Regions from separate parts of the Homo sapiens genome. Here region 2 is linked to region 1. A link is a loop called in an ENCODE intact Hi-C map of the cell type or tissue named here. Cell type or tissue: IMR-90. All regions are shown on one strand. Each heading gives the region's core, and the rest is flanking DNA. Links, peaks and the distances in the headings are about the cores only. Region 1 holds the start of LOC105369313 (a long non-coding RNA gene). Region 2 holds the start of SELENOH (selenoprotein H).

Region 1 (12,178 bases), core at 2,054-10,053:
GGAATGATAAAAAAGGAGAAAACTAATGTATAGAGAGAATGTACTGTGTGTAACACTCATCCTAGAACCCTCTGTTATATTATAGCTTTTAATTCATATGAGATAGGTGCTATTATGCCCATCTTACAGATAAGGAAGTTAAGGCTCAGGGAGCTGAATATTGAGCAAGATAGCCTATCTAGGGGTCAGAATCAAAGTTCACCCCTTTATATTTCTGAATCTAAAGTTCATACATTCATCTTGAATTCTTTAACACATTTACATCATATAAATACAAATTATGATGTGGATATAAGATTGTATGTATTTAATTATTAAAAATAAAAACATCCATCACTTATTGTCTTCCACATTCTACTTCCAATAATATAGCCTCACTAAAGATTTTCTAAATTTATTTTTCCTTAAAACAACACAAGTTTATTCTCTCAAAATTCTGGAGGCCAGAAGCCTCAAATCAGTTTCACTGGGCCAAAATCAAGGTGTTGGCAGGACAAGGTGGTGCCCTCAAGGTCTGTTTGATACTAAATCCAAAGATCTTAACCACAACTTTTGAAGCCTTTATAAATTAATCCCTCAACAGTAGTTCAACTGAAAGGGAGTATGGTATATGTAAATATGAGTATGTATTTATATATATTTAATATAAAACTATAAATTTGATATATACAAATGGCTTTGTGTATCTGTGTATATGCATATGTCTTTTTTCACCCCTTATCAGAAGTCTTTGCTGTAGACCCTAATTCCAGTTAAGTCCTCCTTTCTCTCCCTCCTCAAAGCACTTGAGTCTTGGCTGATTATTGCACAATTAGCTGGGCAACCACTCACTCTTCACCTAGCTCTAAGCCCCTTGGGACAGTAACTATCTTCATCCCCTCTGGTCCACTCTCCTTACCATGGCCCCTCACACATGTATGTAAATATTTGGTGAATCAAACAGAACATCAATAGGAAAGTATGGAAATATTTTTCATGCTCTTTAATCCCACAACAAACATCCTATCATCCTCTTGTCTACCAGGTTTGTGCTTTGGGCCAAAATATTAGCTTAGACTTGTCATATGAAAAATATTCAGGAGTAACAGTGAGTTTGCAGATGGTCAGGCCTGGAGACAGGTTTCTGTCCTCATTTTAGAGCATTCTTTCTCTCCTATTTTTGTTCCTCAACCTGAGGTGTTCACAGGCTTTCCCCACTCCTAGTAGCAGAGTGAGTGGGAGCAGACTCAGAAGAAGTGAGGGAGAAAATGTGAGAAGAGAGGAGGAAAAAGGAGAAAACAGGAATTAAAGGAGAAAAATGCTTCAGCTCTGCTGGACTTTAGCTTACCTTGAAGAGTAACAGCAGCAATTTGATTGGTGACACAAAAAGAAGGGGATAGTGTAGCTTGTCCTTTTTGGATGACCATCACACACACACGATGTGGCTAGTTTCATAAGAACTGGCTCAGTCAGCTTGGTACATTACTATCCAGTAATGTACTAATTGACTTTCTGACCAGCATCACTTTCTATTATATTTATCCAGCCTTTTTTAACTTGTTTTTCTTTTGACTTTTGACATGTGTGTATACTCTCAAATTTAGCAAACACAATATCCTGTAATCTATGACAGGCAGTGTTCTGATCTTACATATTTGGAAACAGAAGGATGTGGTGCCCCTCAAGGTCACATAACTGCTTAACTGTAAAATCTGTACAATTCCAGAGCCTGGTTTTTCAGCCTCAGCACTACTGACATTATGAGCTGGACAGTTCTTTGGTGCAGGGTGTGGTGGGGGAGAGGGAGTGCTGTCCTGTGCATTGTAAGATATTCAGCAGTTTCCCTGGCCTCTCTCTAATCACTAGATTCCAGTAACACCACCACCTCCCATTTGTAACAGTCAAAAATGTCTCCAGACGTGGCCAAATGTCCCCTGAAGGGTAACATTCCCCTGATTGAGAACCACTGTTCTAGAGCTTTTAAAAAACAGTGGTTCTAAAGTTTATAAAACTCTTTTTGCATTCACTTCTTAATTTAATTATTGCATGACTAGATAGAGAGAGAGAGAGATAGCAGATATAGACATGAAGAAACCGAGGCTCAGTGAGGTGAAGTGACTGGTTTAAAGTCTAGAACTCTGGCCAAATATTGCTGCTTATTGGTAGAGGGATCCCAGGAAGGGATAACTGCTTGCTAAGTACGTGGTCCTTTGACCAAAGAGATACCAGTCCTCCCATATTGTAAACCAACCTTTTCCTAGACACAAGGTAGGATGAAAACCTGGAAAAATTCCAAGAATAAAATGCAGCTGACTTAGGGTGGATTCTGAATTATTTTCCAAAATACCTTCTGAAATGCTTATTAGATCAATCTCCTTGGTTAATATTGACCACAGGAGTCTATTCACTTAAGCTGTACGTTCAGTTTTTAAAAGCCATTACACCCACCCCCCCGCCCCCGCCATATTGAACTGTCCCTGACTGCCATGTTCCTCTACCGGCAATTAATATTCAAGGTACTTTCTGTGTTCCGTTAATGGGCAACCCTTCCGTTTATGCATTGCAGTCTCTGTTAATAAATGTGTTGAGATCCAGAGCAGCAAGGAGAAATCTGGAGTCAGTGCAGAGAGAAAAGGCCTCATTTACCCAGCACCAAGCCTGGGAGGCTGCAAGGCCTGAATCCAAATCCTGCTGCTGCTGCTGTATCTCCTCCCACTCAAGTCCTGTAAAACCCAGGCTTTTCTGCATGGACCTAAAATAAATATCGGAAGGAGTCTTGAAAGAGAAAAAATATTTTTAAAATATCTACGGTTGAATACTGAAATATCTAAGGTTAAAATATTAAGTCAAAACCTGAAAAAGCATTAAAATTTAAGGAATTATTATTGTTATAAAGAGAGAAGGAGAAGTCTAAGCCATTAAGATAGTTTGGAAATAAAAAGTTCCATCAAAATTGCTTCTAAAGGGGTTTGAAGCATCACCCCCAATCATCACACCCCCATTTGGGGAGTTCTAAAGAAGATTCTCAATGGAATAAATTCCATAAGGGAAGAGACAAGGCCTATATTGTTTGTCACTCTTTTGCGCTTTATTATCCACTACTTAGACTCAAGGCAGCCACATGGTAGACTCAACTATTTGTTAAGTGGATGAGGTAATTAGAATCTCAGCAGTTGAGTTAGAATAAGAGCTTTAATGCTTACTTGCTTTGGGACTGTAGGCAAGTCAATTTTCCTTTATAGACAGAAGATAAAGTGAGATAAAATATAAGAAAATTCAGCCAGTGTGGGCCTCTAGCAGGTGCTCCATAGAAGCTAATTAATCAATCTCTTTATTAAACTGTAGGCCAATCGTATGAAGTTATTTCCCAGGTTTTATTAACACCAGTTGGTAGCAACACCCCATCTAGCAATGACTATGGCAATGGCTGTCTAAGTAAACGTGACTCCGAATTACTTATGGGAAACTTCTGTCTCTATTCTTGTGAAATGTAGCAGAGGAGGTTGGGGGAAATTGAATTAAGAGTCTTTTTATATACCTACTTCTGAGTCTCTTTCTTTTAGACGAACCCATTATTTCTACCTACAGTGCGAAGAATACTGCTTTTTAAAAAGATCAGGGAAATCATACCTATGTCCTTGGGAATTATGAGATCTCAATTCAGAACTGCTTCAACACTGGACTTTTTGAAGTCTGAAAAAGAAAAGAAAAGAAGAGCTGTTGGTCTCTAAGGACCTTGGATTTCAAATAGTAAGAGATTTCCTGAGGCTATGTGATAAAAGTGTAAAGACAGTTCAGCTGCCGCTGCAGTTTGCTTGAGACTGTAAGTGAGCCATATCAAACTGTGTGAAAAGGCTGATATCAGCTAGAAGCTAGTGTCTATGTAGATTTGGGAGCCTCTGAAGGGGGGTTCCCTAAGGTCTCAATTCCAATCCAGGGCTCAGCAACATACAAACAAGCAATCAAAACACCACTTTCCTGAGGGAACTGAAACATTATTATGATATGGAGGTGCCTCAAAGATCCCTTAGGGGCCACAGGGGAGTCCTGGTTCTCCTAGTCACAGGCTAAGATTATTGATGAGCAAATTCTATCAAAAAATGCTTTCAAAGGAGCTTGAGGATCCAGCCACTGCACAATCAGCCCACAGATTTCCTGTGAGTATTGGGAGTTGGCTCTTTATCTAAGACTAAATGGGGAGAAATTTTCAAAATGTCAGATTATAAATGATAAATTGCATCAGAATCTCCATTTTCCCAAACCCAGCTCTGTCTACAGAACTCAGAGTTTCAAAGAGCTCTGTGAATCAAAACACTTCCATGAACTTTTTTCCCAGTCAACTTGGTTTTAAATGAATTTTAACATGGAGCCTACAAGAAGCAAAGGATTTCTTTATTTCAGCTCTTGATACATTTATATGTATATAATATATATTTATATAATATATAATATAGCTTCCTATGTTTCAAGCCCTTCATTCAGTATATATTTGTATGTGTTATTTCACTTAATGTTCATATAACTCTATGAGAAATATATATTTTTTTCAATTTTACAGATGTGAAAACTTCTGTACATACCTAGCACTTAGATCTTTTTCTAATATTATTCTCTAATAAAAGAAACCAGGGCTCCTTCGAGAAATGGCTGGTTCTAGCACTGGAGCAGGGAATATACCAGAGAAGCCTGGAGCATCTTGCAATTCCAGAAAGTGAGGAAATGCTCAAGCCTGTCTGACCCAAATTCTATATATTTATACTCTGTGCTCTACTGCTTCTCTTGGGAATAAATGTGGAAAAGCAGAGGTGCTCTCAGAATCTACAAAACAATATTTCTCTTAGATTCTCACAAATGCATGTTCCACTACAGTCAGTTACAAAAGTAGAGCTTATTTACTCACTTTTTCTTTGCTCTCATGAAAACATTTCCAAGACAAAGCCCCCTGTTAGAATAATTATTTTTAACAAAAGAAGACATACAAAGTGGCCAAGCAAGTGGCAAGCTAGGTGATAGAAGTCCAAGGATATTTTTGCATACTCTTGGAATTTTGTAGCATCTAATCACCTGACCCACATGTCCAACTCTGAAGACTTAGGTTTCTTCCTTATTATTTATTTGACCAATAAAACAACCAAGGAAAAAACTAGAGAAAGAAAGAGGGAAAAACGGGATAAGACAGATAAAGAGAGAAAGGAAAGAAAAGAAAGAGGGGAGGGAAGGGGAGAGAAGAGGAAGAAAGGGAGAGGAACAAGATGAGGAAAGAAGAGAAAACTTCACCTGTAGCATCAAGACTCTAACCACTGAGACAATCTAGCCTATATATCTGGCTTTATAAAATAATTTAGTACTCTTCTTTATCAGTGTTTAATATTCTAAAAAATTAAATAGATAAAAATGAAGACTATCAACATGGTGAAGTGGGGTGGTTCTTGGTTTTGGCAAGTAAGAGGCCTAGAATTAGCCACTTATGAATGGATAATAGATGAATCATTAATCTTTTTGAACCTCATCATTTCTTAATGGCACCCAATATATCCTCTTTCTTTTCCCTCCAAAGACTCTTAATTCCTGGGAAATACTTCTGCTTTTCCACTTTGATGCCTCCAGTGTCTTCACTGTTTGGTCTCCTCACAAGATCAGGTTGACTCTTCACCTCCAAACAGTTACAGCTTGGGGTTTTAAAAAAACTAAAAGGCAGAAAAGGGCCAATTCTGACTTTTGGATTACTTCAAGGCCAGATACCAGGATCTGTCCATCCATATTTGAGTTAATGCTGCCATCTTGAGGCTATCCCAAGCTTTTCACCTAAGGAGCCGTTCCCAGCGGTGGGGCTGGCAAAATGAAGACTTGTCTTTCTTGCCGCAATGACAAGTGAGTTCATACAGGAAAAATGCTTTGGAATTACAGGAAGAATCAAGAAACTACCCATCTGCCTAAAAGGTTAATTTCATGGCCACATAGAATGGTAGCACCTCTTAGGACCCTGGAGATCTCCTACGTGTTATGGTACACCAGGCACCGCAGCCTACAGGTGAGACTTACAGTCCTGGAGCCAAATGCATGGGTTCAAATCCCAGCTCTCCCTTCTAGTTCCTGGAGGGACTCTTGCAAGTCACTTAGTCTCTCCATTCCTCTATTTCTCATTATGGGACTGTTGAGAATTAAAGTTAATCAACATAAAGTACAAATAAACTTTGGAGATACTGGGGGTTTGGTTTCAGACTACTCCAATAAAATGAATATCACGATAGAGCAAGTCACACAATTTTTTTTTTGCTTCCTAGTGCATATAAAAGTTATGTTTACACTATACTGGGTCTACTAGCATTATGTCCAAAAAATGTACATAATTTAAAATACTTTATTGCTAAAAAATGATGATGATCACCTGAGCCTTCAGTGAGTTGTAATTTTTTCTTTTGCCGGTGAGGGGCCTTGATGGCTGCTGACTGATCAGGATGATGCTTGCTGAAGGTTGAGGTGGTTGTGGCAATCTCCTAAAATAAACCAACAGTGAAGATTGCTGCATCGATTGACTGACTTTCTTTTCTTTTTTTTTTTTTTGAGATGGAGTCTCTCTCTGTTGCCCAGACTGTAGTGCAGTGGCGCAATCTTGACTCACTGCAACCTCCACCTCCCAGGTTCAAGATATTCTCATACTTCAGCCCCCTGAGTAGCTGGGATTACCGGCAAACGCCACCAGGCCTGGCTAGTTTTTGTATTTTTAGTAGAGATGGGGTTTCACCATGTTTGCCAGACTTGCCAGGCTGGTCTGGAACTACTGACCTCAAGTGATCCACCCACCTCGGCCTCCCAAAGTGCTGGGATTACAAGCATGAGCCATCGTGCCTGGCTGATTGACTTTCTTTCATGAAAAATTCCTCTGTAGCATGAACTGTTGTTGATAGCATTTGACCTACAGTAGAACTTCTTTCAAAATTGTATTAAGTCCTCTCAAACCTTCCCAGTGCTTTATCAACTAACTTTATGGAATACTTGAAATCCTTTGTTGTCATTTCAACAATGTTCACAGCCTCTTCCCCCAGAGTAGATTCTATCTCAAGAAACCACTTTATTTTCTCATTCATAAGAAGCATTTCCTCATCTGTTCAAGTTTTGTCATGAGATTGCAGCAGTTCAGTCACATCTTTAGGCTTTACTTCTAATTCTAGTTCTCTTGCTATTTCCACCACATCTGCAGTTACTCCCTCCACTGAGGTCTTGAATCCTTCAAAGTCATCCAAGAGAGTTGAAATCAATTTCTTCCAAACTCTTGTTAATGTTAATTACATGAATTCATGAGTCACAAAAGTTTTTAGTGGTATCTAGAATGGTGAATCCTTCCAGAGGTTTTCAATTTACTTCACTAGATCCATCAGAGGAATCACAATCTATTGCAGTTATAGCCTTACGAAATGTATTTTCTAAACAATAGGACTTGAAAGTCAAAATTACTCCTTGAACCATGGGCTGCAGAATGGATATTGTATTACCAGGCATGAAAACCACATTCATCTCCTTGTCCATCTCCATAAAAGCTTTGAGTGACCAGGTACATTTGTGAATGAGCAGTAATATTTTGAAAAAAATATTTTTTCTAAGTAGTAGGTCTCAATAGTGCGCTTAAAATATTCAATAAACCATGCTATAATCTAGTCTTTTCCGTTTATAGAGCACACGCAGAGTAGATTTAGCATAATTCTTAAGGGTCTTAGAATTTGCAAAATGATAAATGAACATTGGCTTCAATTTAAACTTACCAGCTTCATTAGCCCCTAACAATAGAGTCAGCCTGTTTGTGGAAGCTTTGAAGCCAGGCATCAATTTCTCCTTCCTAGCTATGAAAGTCCTAGATGGCATTTCTTTCAATATAACGGTGTTTTGTTTGCATTAACAATTTATCGTTAGGCTGGGCATGGTGGCTTATGCCTGTAATTCCAGCATTTTGGGATGCTGAGGTAGGCGGGTCACCTGAGGTTAGGAGTTTGAGACCAGCCTGGGCAACATGGTGAAACCCCATCCCTTTCCAAAAAAAAATTAAAAAAGGAAAAGAAAAATTAGCAGGGTGTGGTAATCCCAGCTACTCAGGAGGCTGAGGCATGAGAATCACTTGAATCCAGGAGGCAAAGGCTTCAGTGAGCCGAGATCTTACTATGGCACTCCAGCCTGGGTGGCAGAGGGAGACCTTGTCTCAAAAAAAATATACATATATATATAGTTTAGTGTAGCGACTTCCATCAGTTATCTTAGCTAAATCTTCTGGATAACTTGATGTAGCTTCTACATTAGCACTTGCTGCTTCACTTTGCACTTTTATGTTCTAAAGATGGCTTCTTTACTTAAACTTCATGAACCAATCTCTGCTAGCTTCCAATTTTTCTTCTGCAGCTTCCTCAACTTCCTCAGCTTTCACATAATTGAAGAGAGTTAGGGCCTTGCTGTATTAGGCTTTGCCTTAAGGAAATGTTGTGGCTGGTTTGATCTTCTATCCAGAACACTAATATTTTCTCTGAATCAGCAATAAGGATATTTCACTTTATTATCATTCAGGTCTTCACTGGAGTAGCACTTTTAATTTCCTTCAACAACTTTTTCTTTGCTTTCTCAACTGGGACAACTGTTTGACACAAAAAGCCTAGCTTTTGCCCTGTCTCAGCTTTTGCCCTGTCTCAGCTTTTGCCCTGTCTCAGCTTTTGACATGCCTTCCTCACTAAGTTTAATCATTTCTAGCTTTTGATTTAAAGTGAGAGATATGCAACTCTTCCTTTCTATTGAACATTCAGACTTCATGGTAGGGTTATTAATTGGCCTAATTTCAATGCTTCATGACTTGCAGACTTATTTCTATCCATCAATTTCTCAGAATTTTCTGAGTGTCTGCAGACTCTGCAGCCCCACTCAGGTAAATGCACTCTCTGTGGATGTGTTTTCCTTCATCTCCTTTACCAAATCAAGGCCATCTAATATTAACTTTACTACAATCTCTCCATCTAAATCCATCCTATCCTTCTCTGCCTTCCTACCTCAGAATTTCCCCCTCTTCTGTAGCAGGCTGGCCCCTTCATCTATGCCATTGATCCATCTCTACTTACTTTGGTGAGACCATACTATGGCAATTACTCCTGTCCCTCCACCCTCCCTTACTCATTCCTACCCCATTTGTCCATAGACATTCTAAAGTTACCATCTCTTCCCCAAAAATGTTCAAGAATCTGTCTCCCATCCTAATATATTCTTGTGCTATACCAGCATCCTTCCTTCTACCATCAAAATGATCAAAAGTGGTCCACAGCATCTTCCATTCTCTCCTAATCCGCTGCATTGTAGCTTCAACTGTTTCTACTCCACTATGTTGAAATAATATTCTTTTTTCTTTTGTTTATTTATATTATTTTTAATTGACAAATCACAGTTGTATTACATTTATGGAGTATGATGTGATGTTTTGATATGGATATACAATGTGGAGCAATTAAATCAAGCTAATATAGACATCACCTCTTGACCTTTTTTCTTTTTTTTTTTTGAGACGGAGTCTCACTCTGTCACCTAGGCTGGAGTGCAGTGGCGTGATCTTGGCTCACTGCAAGCTCCACCTCCCGGGTTCACGACATTCTCCTGCCTTAGCCTCCTGAGTAGCTGGGACTACAGGCGCCTGCCGCCACGCCCAGCTAATTTTTTGTATTTTTAGTAGAGACAGGGTTTCACCATGTTAGCCAGGATGGTCTCAATCTCCTGACCTCGTGATCTGCCCACCTTGGCCTCCCAAAGTGCTGGGATTACAGGCATGAGCCACTGCACCCAGGCTTGACATTATTTTGTGGTGATACATTTGAAATTTACTCTGTAAGTTATTTTGACATATTATTATTTTCTATAGTCACCCTGAAGTGCCATAAATCTCAACACTTATTTCTCTGGTCTAGCTGAAACAATATTCTTAAAGGTTGCTCCGAGGCTAGCTTCACAGATGTGCAAAACAGACCCTGTGCTCAGAAAAGTCCCACCCTTTGAGACTAACATCTTGTGATTGTCATCTTCAAATTATTTAAAATGTTATCTTTGAATTTGCATTTTGTAGGTAAAGTCCAATGGGACAATGGAGCAAACACAGAAAACTTGGAACCCCAGCTCGTGCGTGGTCACACCTTCTGCTACCTCCCATTCTCTCCACAATCCACTGCATTCAACACTGTTGATGACTGTTGCCTACAAGATGATGTCCCGCTTCCCAAGCCTGACATTCAAAGCACTCTAACCCTGAACAGTTTTTCCAGTTTTTATTTCTCTTGATAGCCACCAGGCATCCTACTTTCTATCCACATAGACCCCAAGGGCCCATGCCGCAGTGTTTGGCACACTGTGGACGCTCAGTGAACTGGGTCCTTCCTTCACTCACCACACCATGTATGCTGTCCCCCTTTGACATATTTCGTGCTGTTCCCTCAGTTTGGAATGCCCTAGTTTTATTTTTTTTAATCACTTTTACTTTTAGGTTCAAATTAATGCCATCTCCAAAGTGAAGTTTTTCTCCGAGGTTTTAAACAATTATGTGTGTCCTATTTATAGCATTTTTTTTTCAAATTGCTTTGTGTTATTTTCTCCTGTATATTATGTCTCCTTTTGTTTCTTTTCCTAGAACACAATACTTTAGCTTCTCCCACTCCTATATTCCTACCTATTACACAATCCTGTCCAGAAACCATCCTGTATGGACAAACTCGTATTAGAGACTGAATGTGTGGGTCCTTGCTGGGCTGTAAACTTTTTGAAGGCAAACTATGCCTTACTCATCTTAGGTTTCTTCTGGAACCTAGAACAGTGCCTTTTGACAGTAAGTACCTACTGAATTATGCAAATCCCATCTGATTCTCTATTTAATAAATTGGAGAAGGCACAGGTATATCAATTTAGGAGCCCACCTCAGGGAAATGTATTTGTCCTTAACTCAACAAACTAGCTTCCAGATCACTAGATGTGATAGTTTAAAGTAGCACTGTCTGCTTGTCATTATGAACAAATATGGAAAATTTTTAAATTGATAAACCCTGGGGCTATTTGCTAATGAAAACAGTTTAAACTGGTGTCTTGAAATATATCTTGCTCCCACTTTTGAAAAGGAAACTGCATCTGTCTGCTGTTACAAAACACTTGCATACGTAAACACATAGAAGATGGAACACTCTTGTTCCTAAGTATAACTCTCATCTGGGCTCCTGCCTCCATATCATCTGTATCCTTTAGAATCTGTTTTAGTTATGTCACCTCACATCTCTTAAATCAACAATATCTCCATCTCTGTGGTCTCTGTCCAGTTACATCCAAAAATTACTTCTCAACTTTGATCATCCTTGGAACTACACTTCTAACTCAACTTTCTTTTCCCTGAGTGAGTGAATAAATGCTCAAAAACCAAAGGATATTCATGAAGGAACAGAACTAGTAAGTGGTAGAGCTGGGATGGAAACTCAAACCTGAAGTCAAGACCCACAACATAAAGTCTTCCCCACCTTTTAACTGCAACTCAATTACATCAGTCTCAAATGATCCATATACCAAAAGATCACAATATTCCTGTCAGTGAGTCTGGTATTGGCTAACAGAGTACCATCCATTACCTAGCTGTTGATCAGAAGGCATATGGAATTGTATCTTTCCCAAGCTGAATTATTTTAAGTAATAGCGTTAAAAAAGATTTTCCTAGGAATTTCCCTTGGATTATAGTTAGATCTATGGCAGGCAGTGGAAAATCTTGGCCCTGGAAGGCTCCTGAGCTCTTTTCTCATGGCTATGCCTCCTTGACCTGGGTGAGCTGTTTTCCATCTATGGGAAGTAGCTAACTGCATAGATTTCTGTGCCATGGAGATCGTTCACTCCTGAGTATTATTTTGTCAATATGTTGCTGTAAAGGAAGATTATGAGCTCAAACTCAAGCTCTTCTCTTAATCTCCCAGCATTTTCAATTCCATCAGCTTTCATCCTGAGCCTTAAAAAAGATTTCTAAAATCATACAAAAACAACTAAAAGCCTGCTATGGTTTCATGGTCTCCATGGAAATGCTAGGAATGGATGCTGTGTTGACTTCCTCACATATCTCTTGGACTATTTTGTTAATGCCTTTTATGTATGGTACTTGGCAGTTTACAAAGCCCTTTCTCACGTATTATCTCAGTTAATCCCCACAACAAACCCACGTGGA
Region 2 (12,178 bases), core at 1,684-9,683, 770 kb before region 1:
TCTGTTTAAGAAAGCCTAATGTTGGTAAGTGAAGGAGGGGGTATAAAGAGATGTGTCTGACCTCACACCCTGTTATGGCCGAGAACTCAGTTTTCAAGGTTTCTCTGGGGTCCCCTTAGTCAAGAAGGAGTCTGTTCAGTCACTTCAGGGCTTAGAATTCTATTACTTCTCAGTGTCTTTGTCATGTTTATTGTCTGTCTCACTTGCTCACTTGGTGGTTACATTCTACAACAGGGTTATCTAATCTTTTGGCTTCCCTGGGCCACATTGGAAGAATTGTCTTGGGGCACACATAAAATACACTAACACCTAATGATAGCTGATGAGCTAAAAAAAAAAAAAAATCAAAAATGTCTCATAATGTTTTAAGAAAGTCTATGAATTTGTGTTGGACCCCATTCAAAGCCATCCTGGGCTGCATGTGAGCCACAGGTTGGACAAGAAGGTTGTTCTAGAAGGTGAGAAAACTGTAAGACGAGTATTGAAAAGGGCTTTTTGAGAGCTCTGAAAGCCCCTTTCAGCTCTCAAATTATATCAAAAGTACATGGATTATCACGATGCATATTGGGTGGGGAGGAATGATTAAGTAATGGGGGCCGGGCTCGGTGGCTCACACCTGTAATCCCAGCACTTTAGGAGGCCGAGGCGGGCGGATCATCTGAGCTGAGGAGTTCCATACCAGCCCGGGCAACATGGGGAGACCCGGTCTCTACAAAAAATACAAAAATTAGCCAGGTACAGTAGTGTGCGCCTGTAGTCCCAGCTACTTGGGAGGTTGAGTCAGGAGAAACACAAGCCCAGGTGGCAGAGGTTTCAGTGAGCTGAGATCACACCATTGCACTCTAGCCTGGGCGATGGAGCAAGACTGTCTCAAAAAAAAAAAAAAAATTAAACATGTGGAATAGCTAGATATTATATTAATGGGCTATTATCAAGAAAACTTACCTGGAAAAGTTTTATTCTACCAGCGTCACATTGAGTTGATATTAATAATCTTACGATTTTATACCATATCATGCTTTATACAACTCTTTTTAATCTGTTATCTCATTTAATCCCCCAGTAGCATTTTGAAATAGATACTGTTCAGTTGAGGAAACCAAAGCTAAGGGATTAAGTGCTTTGTTGAAAAGCACCGCAGGCCTGGCGCGGTGGCTCGTGCCTGTAATCTCAGCACTTTGGTGGATCACCTGAGGTCAGGAGTTTGAGACCAGCCTGGCCAACATGGTGAAACCCTGTCTCTACTAAAAATAAAAAAATTAGCCGGGTGTGGTGGCGCATGTCTGCAATCCCAGCTACCTGGGAGGCGGAGGTTGCAGTGAGCCGAGATCGCGCCATTGCACTCTAGCCTGGGCAACAAGAGTGAAACTCTGTCTCAAAAAGAAAAGCACCAGCAAGTTTGTGGCAGGAGTAGAACCTGAATCCAGGTCTTCTGACTGATGTTTATCCCCGTACACCTTACCTAACTGCAGTTCTTTATTGTTCCCATTCCCAGTTTGGATCGCTATTGGTTTTTATTACATATTTAGTTCCCTTTCCCACCTAAGTTAGCTCTAGTCACTGCATTCCTGTTATAATACTTCGATTCTGTTCCAGAGAGAAGTGGAGATCCTGATGTTTCTCAGTGCCATTGTGATGATGAAGAACCGCAGATCCAGTAAGTTTAGTTCACTTCTCAGACTCAAGGTTAGATCTAATGCCCTTTGGAGGTGCTTTGCTTCATGTTAAGAGAGTGGCAATCATTTGGTAAATTTGTCCTACGTTTAATTCCAAGGCTGAATTTGAACTTGGACTTCTATCCCCTCCCTGTCTCCTATTTCAAAGTGCCCCATGAAGAGGGACAAAGAATGGGATATAGGAGTGCACAGCCCAGCCTGACCTGTGACATCTCTGTGTTTCAGTCACTGTGGAGCAACATATAGGCAACATTTTCATGTTTAGTAAAGTGGCCAACACAATTCTTTTCTTCCGCTTGGATATTCGCATGGGCCTACTTTACATCACACTCTGCATAGGTGAGGAGACTGCCTTTCTTTCTTTTTTTTTTTTTGTAAGACTGTGTTGATAGACTTGATTGTGGAAACCACAGTCCCAACAGTTGCAATCCCAAACATGTTTCTCCATACCCTTCTTCCATATCTCATACCTAATGAATTATATATGTAGCTCAGATGATAACAGTTTACAGAGACTGTTATTGTAGAGGTAGGGAATGTGTTGGTGGTCTACATATATCCACAAGTGTGTATTATTTGGGGGCTGAAATCCTTGGGTTGGTTTGGAAGTAAATTCCCTGTGTAAGGCTTTTTATGTTTCCTTCGACATCTTCTTTCTGTATTTAGTGTTCCTGATGACGTGCAAACCCCCCCTATATATGGGCCCTGAGTATATCAAGTACTTCAATGATAAAACCATTGATGTGAGTGCTCTTTCCCCTTTCTGTTTCTTGGGTCCCTTGTGGGTGATTTTGTAGTTGTGCTCTCCATTCACTAGGAGGAACAACAGTGCTTCAAAATGGATGTCACGGGCACTGTGGTTCATTATGAGAGCCGGGGGAGAGGGAACACCAGGATGAGGAATTAGATGCTAAAGTCTGAACCTTCCCAGGAGGCTATGTGGATCCAGCTGACTTTTCTTCCCTGTATTTGGCAGGAGGAACTAGAACGGGACAAGAGGGTCACTTGGATTGTGGAGTTCTTTGCCAATTGGTCTAATGACTGCCAATCATTTGCCCCTATCTATGCTGACCTCTCCCTTAAGTGAGTAGTGCAAAGGGAGGGATGGTGGAAATGGAGATGCTGTGCCTTCCCTCTCACTGTTTTTGGCTTTTCTTTTTCTTTTGGCCTTGATTTTCACACATGGTAACCAAAGGCATCTCCCTCTCCCCTCTTAAATATCTATACTTCCACTTTCCTTGATCCATTATTTTTTTTCAGCATATTAAATAATATATTCTTTTCAGATACAACTGTACAGGGCTAAATTTTGGGAAGGTGGATGTTGGACGCTATACTGATGTTAGTACGCGGTATGTAAAGACCTGGGCAGAGGGTCTGAGCAGGGAAATCACTTTGAGTGATACATACAGGGACATTTAGAGAACTTTCTGGGCCCTGCAGGTACAAAGTGAGCACATCACCCCTCACCAAGCAACTCCCTACCCTGATCCTGTTCCAAGGTGGCAAGGAGGCAATGCGGCGGCCACAGATTGACAAGAAAGGACGGGCTGTCTCATGGACCTTCTCTGAGGTACCTGAAAGGAAGGGCAGGTGCATGAAGGGTGCAGAACAGTAGGTGGGCTTTCAAGCCCTACCCGGGTTTGATTCACAGCTCTGCCACTTGCCCATTAGCTTTGAGGGTGTGGACTAGTTACTAGACCTCATGTTTTAATTCATTTAGCAAATATATATTATGTGCAGACCTGCTAGTACTGGGTAACAATCATTAGTTAAGATTTGGTCTCAGGCCAGGCACGGTGGCTCACGCCTGTAATCCCAGCACTTTGGGAGGCCGAGGCTGGCAGATCACCTGAGGTCAGGAGTTTGAGACCAGCCTGACCAACATGGAGAAACCCCGTGTCTACTAAAAATACAAAAATAGCCGAGTGTGGTGGCGCATGCCTATAATGCCAGCTATTTGGGAGGCTGAGGCAGGAGAATCGCTTGAACCCGGGAGGTGGAGGTTGCAGTGAGCTGAGATTGCACCATTGCGGTCCAGCCTGGGCAACAAGAGACTCCATCAGGAAAAAAAAAAAAAGATTCTGTCTCGAAGGCCACTGCACCTATTGTCTGTAGGTGTTAGGTTCCCTGTCAGTTAATTGGAGGTAATAACCCCTGGCTTACAGGGTTGTTTTGCAGATTACATTAAATAATTTAGGTATAATTCTTGGCACGGTGATTGGCACATAATGGGTATTTAACTATTAGTTGACTTTTCTGGGTACCTAAAAAAGAGGAAGGTTAGGGAAGATTTTTGTCCTTTGCTTACTCCTTCCTTTCCCAGACTTTGTGTAAAATACCTCTTACTTCCCAGGCTCTTTACTCTCCCTTCCAACCCAGATCCTGACGTGTGCATCTCTTTTGTGCAGGAGAATGTGATCCGAGAATTTAACTTAAATGAGCTATACCAGCGGGCCAAGAAACTATCAAAGGCTGGAGACAATATCCCTGAGGAGCAGCCTGTGGCTTCAACCCCCACCACAGTGTCAGATGGGGAAAACAAGAAGGATAAATAAGATCCTCACTTTGGCAGTGCTTCCTCTCCTGTCAATTCCAGGCTCTTTCCATAACCACAAGCCTGAGGCTGCAGCCTTTTATTTATGTTTTCCCTTTGGCTGTGACTGGGTGGGGCAGCATGCAGCTTCTGATTTTAAAGAGGCATCTAGGGAATTGTCAGGCACCCTACAGGAAGGCCTGCCATGCTGTGGCCAACTGTTTCACTGGAGCAAGAAAGAGATCTCATAGGACGGAGGGGGAAATGGTTTCCCTCCAAGCTTGGGTCAGTGTGTTAACTGCTTATCAGCTATTCAGACATCTCCATGGTTTCTCCATGAAACTCTGTGGTTTCATCATTCCTTCTTAGTTGACCTGCACAGCTTGGTTAGACCTAGATTTAACCCTAAGGTAAGATGCTGGGGTATAGAACGCTAAGAATTTTCCCCCAAGGACTCTTGCTTCCTTAAGCCCTTCTGGCTTCGTTTATGGTCTTCATTAAAAGTATAAGCCTAACTTTGTCGCTAGTCCTAAGGAGAAACCTTTAACCACAAAGTTTTTATCATTGAAGACAATATTGAACAACCCCCTATTTTGTGGGGATTGAGAAGGGGTGAATAGAGGCTTGAGACTTTCCTTTGTGTGGTAGGACTTGGAGGAGAAATCCCCTGGACTTTCACTAACCCTCTGACATACTCCCCACACCCAGTTGATGGCTTTCCGTAATAAAAAGATTGGGATTTCCTTTTGATTGCGCGTTTGTGTGTTTCTGTATTAGAAAAGCCTGACAACTGCAGAGGAATTGCCCATCTTAAGGGCAAAGGCCATCCTATTTGGTTTCACCAAATGCCGGGCATTGATCCCCAGGACTGGCAAGAGTTGGAGAAGTCTAGTTTCCATAAATCTAGAATAGCGGCCACATGTTGTTAGGTGGTGGGTTTACTCTGGGATTGGCCTGCGGTTGCCAGGGAGGAGAGTTTGGCGGCAGATGGTGGCACACAACATTTAGCGCCATGCAAAGGTACAGAAAAGATTGCGCGAAGCGAGGCTAGCAGTCGGACCTAGTCTCCGCCCCTTCCTGCTGTGTTCACCATCCCAGCGTCCCCTGTCCCCTCCACCCGAAGCGATGGGTGGTTCCGTCAGGCGCTTCCCGCACCTTCCCGCTCCCTGCTTGCAAAGTGGTTGTGCCCCAAGGTCCGCCTCCAGGCCACGTGGGTGCTGCGGGCCAAGCTTTCCCTTCCTTTGAGAGAGGTTTCCGCTGTAGGAGCAGAGCTTCCGGGCTGCGCTCTTCGTTGCCCAGTTTCCGCTCAGTGGTCGCGTCTCCGCCCCCCACCCACCAGTCCCGCTGCATTCTCGGCCGGGCTCTAGGCGCCATGGCTCCCCGCGGGAGGAAGCGTAAGGCTGAGGCCGCGGTGGTCGCCGTAGCCGAGAAGCGAGAGAAGCTGGCGAACGGCGGGGAGGGAATGGAGGAGGCGACCGTTGTTATCGAGCATTGGTGAGGGGCCTGGAGAGTAACGGGAGAGAGGGAACAGTGGCGCCGGGGGGGGCCAGGGGCCCCGGTTTCTAACCTCTCCGTCTCTCCCTAGCACTAGCTGACGCGTCTATGGGCGCAACGCCGCGGCCCTGAGCCAGGCGCTGCGCCTGGAGGCCCCAGAGCTTCCAGTAAAGGTGAACCCGACGAAGCCCCGGAGGGGCAGCTTCGAGGTGACGCTGCTGCGCCCGGACGGCAGCAGTAAGTGGGGACCTGGATGTGGGGGAGAGGGACGTGGGTGAAAGGGACGTGGGTTCCGAAGACAGGAAGCGCTATTCTTAGAAACCACGGCAGTCTCATGACTTCAGAGACGTGCTCGTGGGTTCCGAAGTATTGTAACTTCGCTTCATTCTGGCCTTTCAGGTGCGGAGCTCTGGACTGGGATTAAGAAGGGGCCCCCACGCAAACTCAAATTCCCTGAGCCTCAAGAGGTGGTGGAAGAGTTGAAGAAGTACCTGTCGTAGGGAGATTTGGGTAGAAGCCCTCATGCTGAGGTTTGAAATGGGAAGTGGGGGGCGCGACCGCTGTTGAGGAAGAGAAGGCATTGATCTTGGTGTGGCTACAAGTACCCACCTGGCGTGGGTAGCTCACGCCTGCAATCCCAGCACTCTGGGAGGTCGAGGCAGGAGTGGATGGCCAACACAGGGAGACCCTATTTGAAAACAAAAAACAAAAAAAAGACACAATATTGTTTTCTGTCTAGTGTGCCCTAAGTGGAATTTATGTCCTTTGGGAGACTGTAGTTGACTTGCCCTGGGGGTATGGACAAGTTTTCCATTTGGAAGTTTATTTCATGTTACTTCATTTATGCTTATCCCTACCCTCTTCTGTTTGGTTCTTGGGTGTTCTGTTACTGTCCTGTGTTAACACTGCATTACAATACCATTAAATTTGGTTACAAGGATTTTGACCTTGTCTTTGTCCCTAGTGCTTCATACAGTGCTTTGGCATGTTGTTCTGCACTTATTATGTTGAGTGAGATTTGGAGGAAGGATGCAATCCTTGAGCTTCAGGGTTTGTGAGTTCAAGGGTTGGGGAACATGTCTTCCTCAGTCCTTAAGATTGCCCAGATCCTTTCTCTAACCTTATTTCCCTTCTCATTTTTGCAGCTTTGTGTCCCTGGTGATGTTGGAACATTAATGATGGAACATGGCCAAACTTCAGTCATGATCCTGAAGCCATGGTTTCTTCCCTGCCAGAAATGAAGGTTCAGTTATGAGGCAACCCTCTAGTAAGGCATTGTAAAAGTTACTGGATTTGGTTTAATAAAAGTTGAAATAAAGTATTTGAGTAATAGAGTAAAACTTAATCTTAAGGGATGGACAAAGCCAGCCTTGTGGAGTTGGTAGTCCTTGTGTTTTTCATAGCCCAAGATAGCCATGTGACCTGGAACTTTTAAAAAAAAATTTTTTTTTAAGAGCCAGAGTCTCACTTTGTCACCCATGCTGGAGTATAGTGGTGCTATCTCGGCTCACTGCAACCATTGTCTCCCAGGTTCAAGCGATACTCCTGCCTCAGTCTCCTGAGTAGCTGGGATCACAGGTGCACACCACCACGCCTGGCTAATTTTTTTATTTTTATTTTTAGTAAAGGCGGGGTTTCACCATGTTGGCCAGGCTGGTCTCAAACTCCTGACCTCAAGTGATATGCCTGCCTTGACCTCCCAAAGTGCTGGGGTTACAGGCATGATGAGCCACCGCACCTGGCCTGACCTGCAACTTTTATGATCTCTGGTAAAACATGAGAAATACTTGTAAAAATTATGGGAGCAAAGTAAATAATTTATTTTTTAAAAAAGCAACTGTATCTTTTTCAACTTACTTTTTGGAAGTAATGATGGAAGTACATCTTCTTGGCCCCTGCAGAGGTTTTAGCTAGACTTCCTAATACTGGCAGTGAATAAGCCCCACGTTGGGTGCTGGACAGCATCCATCACTCCCACCCACTTAGTATTCCACCCAACACTGCTTCACACCTTCCTCTGGAACATTTTCTTAAACAATACCCCACCACAGAGGAGGGTGTTCTTTCTCAGCTTTTCCTAAATTACCAGTGACTGGATGCCTTATGACCTGAGAGATCTGGCCTTGGCTGTTACCTATGACCCACCAGAATTGGGGAGCACACAGTTTGTTTCAGTTGTCACTAACCGGAAAATAGATTACAAATAAGATGGTACAAGTTCATAATTTTCTATCTATGGTACCCTTGGCTTCTGCCTGGCTTCTGAGGCTTAGGGAAGGGAGGAAGGGACCTACAAAGAGCCAGGGTACACCTGCCTCTTGTGCTGAGGGCACGTGCCAGCTTCTCTGCCAGTAAGCCTTTTGCTAGCTAACATTTCCCACCCTCCCAAGGCCCCTAACCTGCCCTCCCCTCTCCACTATGTTAGTATATCTACCTCTGTTTCTGACTCTGAGGAAGGGTCAGGCCACACGGAGGGAACAGTAGTGGGTACCAGCCTCCCCTCTGCTGTCCAGTCCACCACATCAATCTCTTCCTCTTCAGAGCTGGCAGGAAGTGAGCCTAGTAGTTCAGAGTGACCAGATACCTCCTTGCCTGCCTTGGGAGAAGGGTATAATAACTCATCTGTAGTCAAGGAGACTTCCAGCCCAGTCTCCACCCAGTTTGAGCAGGGAGGTGAGAGGTCCCCATAAGACCTCTGGGGAGTATCAAGGGAGCTGACATGGAGAAGTTTGTCTTCCTGACCATCCAGTGGCTGGGAGCTGGTAATTTCAAGGTCTGGTGTCCAACGGCCTCCTACTGAAAGCACTTCACTCACCTCAGAGGGCATGACAAGGGGGCTAAGGAGCTCAGTTGGCCCTCTGTTCTCACCAGCAGGTTCCTTTTCCAATTCTGTGAGCTCCCTGGGCCAGAGTTCCATGTCTGGTAGACACCATTCTTCCCCTTCAATCCAGTTCTTTCCTGTTTCTGTCAGATGGTAGGTAGGCGTTCTGCAGCCCTCAGCCCCTGGACTCTCCAGAGACCCTATAGGTGGTTCAATGTCTGAGCCACAGAGCATGAAGTCCAGGATCTCCTCCAGCTCACTGGTGGCAGCAGCACTTGTGATTCGGTACTCCTCAGCCTCACAGGGCTGCTCCAGCAGAGCTGTGTCAAATGCATAGGGTTCTCTGCAGTCAATAGCCAACATAGGTTCCTTCTCTACCAGTTCTGGACTGGACTCAAACTCTGACTTCACCACTGGGTGGTCTGGGGAGTGGCTAGCAGAGACCAGAATGTCTTGTAGCTTAGTGCACATGGGGGAGTCCTGACACAGTTCTGTTCTAGTAGGTGACATTTCCTGCTCATTACTGGAGAATGGCTGAGTTCCTGAAGGCTCTTGGAAGTCTCCTCCGGGATCTGGGATCTGGGGGCTATCTTGAGTGTTTTTGAGAGGAGTCTCTTGTACCACTTCCCAGCAAGTCCCATTGACAATCTTCCTAAGTTTAACTCTCCCAACCTGCCCCTCCTCTGCAGAGTCTGAGTTAGGTGCCCTGACTTCAGGGCTCCGCTTCCTGCTCCCACCTGTCTTTCCCAGACCAGATGGGTTTGGGGTGCTCTGCAGAGGACTAGCTCTGCCTGGTTTTGGCTTGTCCTCTGGTGTTTCTTTATTTACACTCCTCTGCCGCCAAAGACGCCGGCCAGGGGTTGCAGGCACTGAGCTAGATCCACTTAAAATGCTGGAAGGCTTTGATGTACAGATACCAGGAGATGGCTTTGAGCGACTGAGCCTGATCTTTCTGGGCAACAGGTGTTTGTCCACAGAGGGGTACAAGCTGGGTGGGGAGAGCACTGTAGGATCAAGGGCAGTGTCATTCTTGTTCTCTCTAGGCTCTTGACTATGGCTTGATGGTGAAGAGTTTTTTTCTTGTGGAGTTGGGCAGGCTCTGGCCTTCCTCTTGAGCAGAAGAGTGCCAGACAAATTGTCTGCATTCTGTCGGTTGTTTTCCTGGGGCCCCTCTTCCTTCCCCAAGGACTTCAATCTTATTGCCCCAAGAGGACAAGGAGTTTGATTAGTGGGCAGTGGGGTGTGAGGGTGGTGGCTGGGTGTCACCACTCTGGCAGAGATTGGTGCAGCACTTGTTGGTTGTAAGCACTCTCGGTTCAGCCTTCGGCCCTGTGGGGCCTTCACCAACTTTCCACCCTCAAGCTGAAGGGATTCCAGCTCAGACACACGGAGCTGACGGGCAGCAGATAGCACATCCTGGGCTTCTTCTTGAGATACTTCCATTTCTGAGGTATACAAGAAGTCCACCAGCTTCCTAAGTGTGCTGATCTTCAGGCCACCCAGCTCTAGCACCACCTTCCCACCCTGAGCTGGCCTCTCCCGCTCCAGGCGCTCTGTGAAGAAGGGGCTACAAGCTGACAGGATGCAGCAGTGAGCTGGAACTGCCTCACCTGAAGGGAAACCCAAATACTTTTGTTATCAGGTAGACTGGCATGTTCATGGGCTAAGCATAGACATTACTACCCAAATGTACTGCCCCTTCTTTTATTTTCCTTCCATGGGACTTCAAGTAAAAGAAAAAAATTATTCTTCTGCCTGCCTGGAACCTTCTGCCATTACCTTTTGCCTAGCTATTTTTTTTTTTTTTTTTTGAGACAGTCTCGCTTGGTTGCCCAGGCTGGAGTGCAGTGGTGCAATCTCAGCTCACTGCAACCTCTGCCTCCCGGGTTCAAGCAATTCTCCTGTCTTAGCCTCCCGAGTAGCTGGGATTACAGGCGCATGCTGCCACACCCGGCTAATTTTTGTATTTTTAGTAGAGACGGGGTTTCACCTTGTTGGTCAGGCCGGTCTCCTGACCTCAGGTGATCCACCCGCCTCGGCCTCCCAGAGTGCTGAGATTACAGGCGTGAGCCACCGTGTCCAGCCCGCTACCTTGTTTCTTTATTCTCAAAATCTACCTTTGTCATCACTTCCTTCAGAAAGCCTCCTGGGGCTGAGTGCAGTGCCACATGCTTGAAATCCCAACTGTTAGGTAGGCTGAAGCAGGAGAATTGCTTGAGTCCAGGGCTTTGAGGCTAGCCTGGGGAACACAGTTATACCTTGTCTCCAAAAAAAAAAAAAAAAAAAGCCTTCCTCCACCCCACCACAAGTCTGAGTTAGGTGTTCCTGGGCAGAGGTACTCTGTAGCTATCATGGCACTTAGCTATCTGTATTGTAATTATCCATCTCCTTCACTAGGCTGTAACTCTGTGAGGACAAGGACCACGTCTGTCTTTCTCACTGAGATATATTCAGTGCCTGACACAAAATAAAGGATCATCATTCTTGCTGAATTTAATTTTATTGACTCACACAAGAGTTCAAAAACTTTTATAGAAGCAACTTGTGGTCTAACAGAAAGAGCTATGGAGGTGGATGATCTGCTGTGCTCTACCCACTGCCTACCAGGCAGTGGTCTGTTCTGAGCCACCTCATTTAATGGGTACTTCCCAGGCAATCTCACTTTGTTTCTTCCATGGCTTTAATTACAAAAGGCTTGCTGATGATTCCCAGATCCATACCTCTGCCTAGATCTCTTTCCTGAGGGAGTAAACATACCACAGCTGGCATGTCTACATATATGCCTCACAAGCACCTTCAATGCAACTTTTCCAGAAAATGAACTTATTCCCCACCCCAAAAAACCTCTCTCATTTTCTACTTCAAAGTAAGGCATCATATTCACCCAGTTGCCTGAGCTTGAAAACCAGAAGTCATTTTTAATTTTCCCTCCTTTACCCATCACATCTAATTAAGTATCAGGGTTTTTTGTTTTTGTTTTTGTTTTTGTTTTTTGAGGCGGAGTCTCACTCTGTGGCCCAGGCTGGAGTGCAATGGTGCGATCTCAGGTTACTGCAACCTCCGCCTCCTGGGTTCAAGTGATTCTCCTGCCTCAGCCTCCCAGTTGCCTGCCACCGCGCCTGGCTAATTTTTGTATTTTTAGTAGAGACAGGGTTTCACCATGTTGGCCAGGCTGATCTTGAACTCCTGACCTCAGGTGATCCACCTGCCTCGGCCTCCAAAAGTGCTGGGATTACAGGCATGAGCCACCACGCCTGGCCAGGGTTGTTTTGTTTTTTTGAGACAGGGTCTTGCTCTGCCAACCAGGCTGGAGCACAGTGACACAATCATAGCTCACTGCAACCTCAACCTCCCGGGCTCTGGTGATTATCTTACCTCAGCCTCTTGAGTAGCTGGGACTACAAGCATATACCACCTCAGCCAGCTAATTGTTTGTATTTTTTAATAGAAACAGGGTTTTACCATATTGCCTAGGCTGGTCTCAAACTCCTGGGCTAAAACAATCTGTCTGCCTTGGCCTCCCAAAGTGCTGGGATTGCAACTGCACCCGGCTGTTTTTATTTTTTAGAGACAAGGTCTCAGTACATTGCCTAGGCTGGTCTTGAACTCCTTGCCTCAAGTGATCCTCCTTCCTTGGCCTCCCAAAGTGCT

What was found. A loop is a pair of places that touch in the nucleus more often than their neighbours do. Peaks named below come from ENCODE experiments on the same cell type or tissue, not always from the same donor. Only the 100,000 strongest peaks of a DNase experiment are listed, where the experiment ranks them.
Region 2: a loop joins it to region 1, with 4 times the contacts of the local background. A loop is called at or near these places in 23 of 110 quality-filtered maps.

The regions. Positions count from the first base shown.
Region 1 is chr11:58,508,184-58,520,361 of GRCh38, forward strand. LOC105369313 (a long non-coding RNA gene) reads right to left here and starts at 6,542. Exons shown (of 5, transcript XR_007062673.1): 1 at 6,368-6,542; 2 at 3,610-3,672. In IMR-90, for the core only: a CTCF peak has its summit at 5,758 (motif pointing left); a DNase peak (open chromatin) is centred at 5,758; H3K27ac peaks cover 151 bases.
Region 2 is chr11:57,736,012-57,748,189 of GRCh38, forward strand. TMX2 (thioredoxin related transmembrane protein 2) reads left to right here. Exons shown (of 8, transcript NM_015959.4): 2 at 1,597-1,657; 3 at 1,902-2,015; 4 at 2,343-2,419; 5 at 2,653-2,759; 6 at 2,963-3,028; 7 at 3,120-3,249; 8 at 4,088-4,962. The coding sequence ends at 4,234. It overlaps SELENOH (selenoprotein H), which reads left to right and starts at 5,480. Exons shown (of 4, transcript NM_170746.4): 1 at 5,480-5,706; 2 at 5,798-5,943; 3 at 6,106-6,236; 4 at 6,852-7,539. The coding sequence starts at 5,585. The coding sequence ends at 6,206. BTBD18 (BTB domain containing 18) reads right to left here. Exons shown (of 3, transcript NM_001145101.3): 3 at 7,503-10,137. The coding sequence ends at 8,123. It overlaps TMX2-CTNND1 (TMX2-CTNND1 readthrough (NMD candidate)), which reads left to right. Exons shown (of 21, transcript NR_037646.1): 2 at 1,597-1,657. RefSeq lists enhancers at 5,182-5,301, 5,622-5,671, 5,822-5,991. In IMR-90, for the core only: no CTCF peak of the experiment used is centred there; a DNase peak (open chromatin) is centred at 5,400; H3K4me3 peaks cover 1,912 bases; H3K27ac peaks cover 1,346 bases.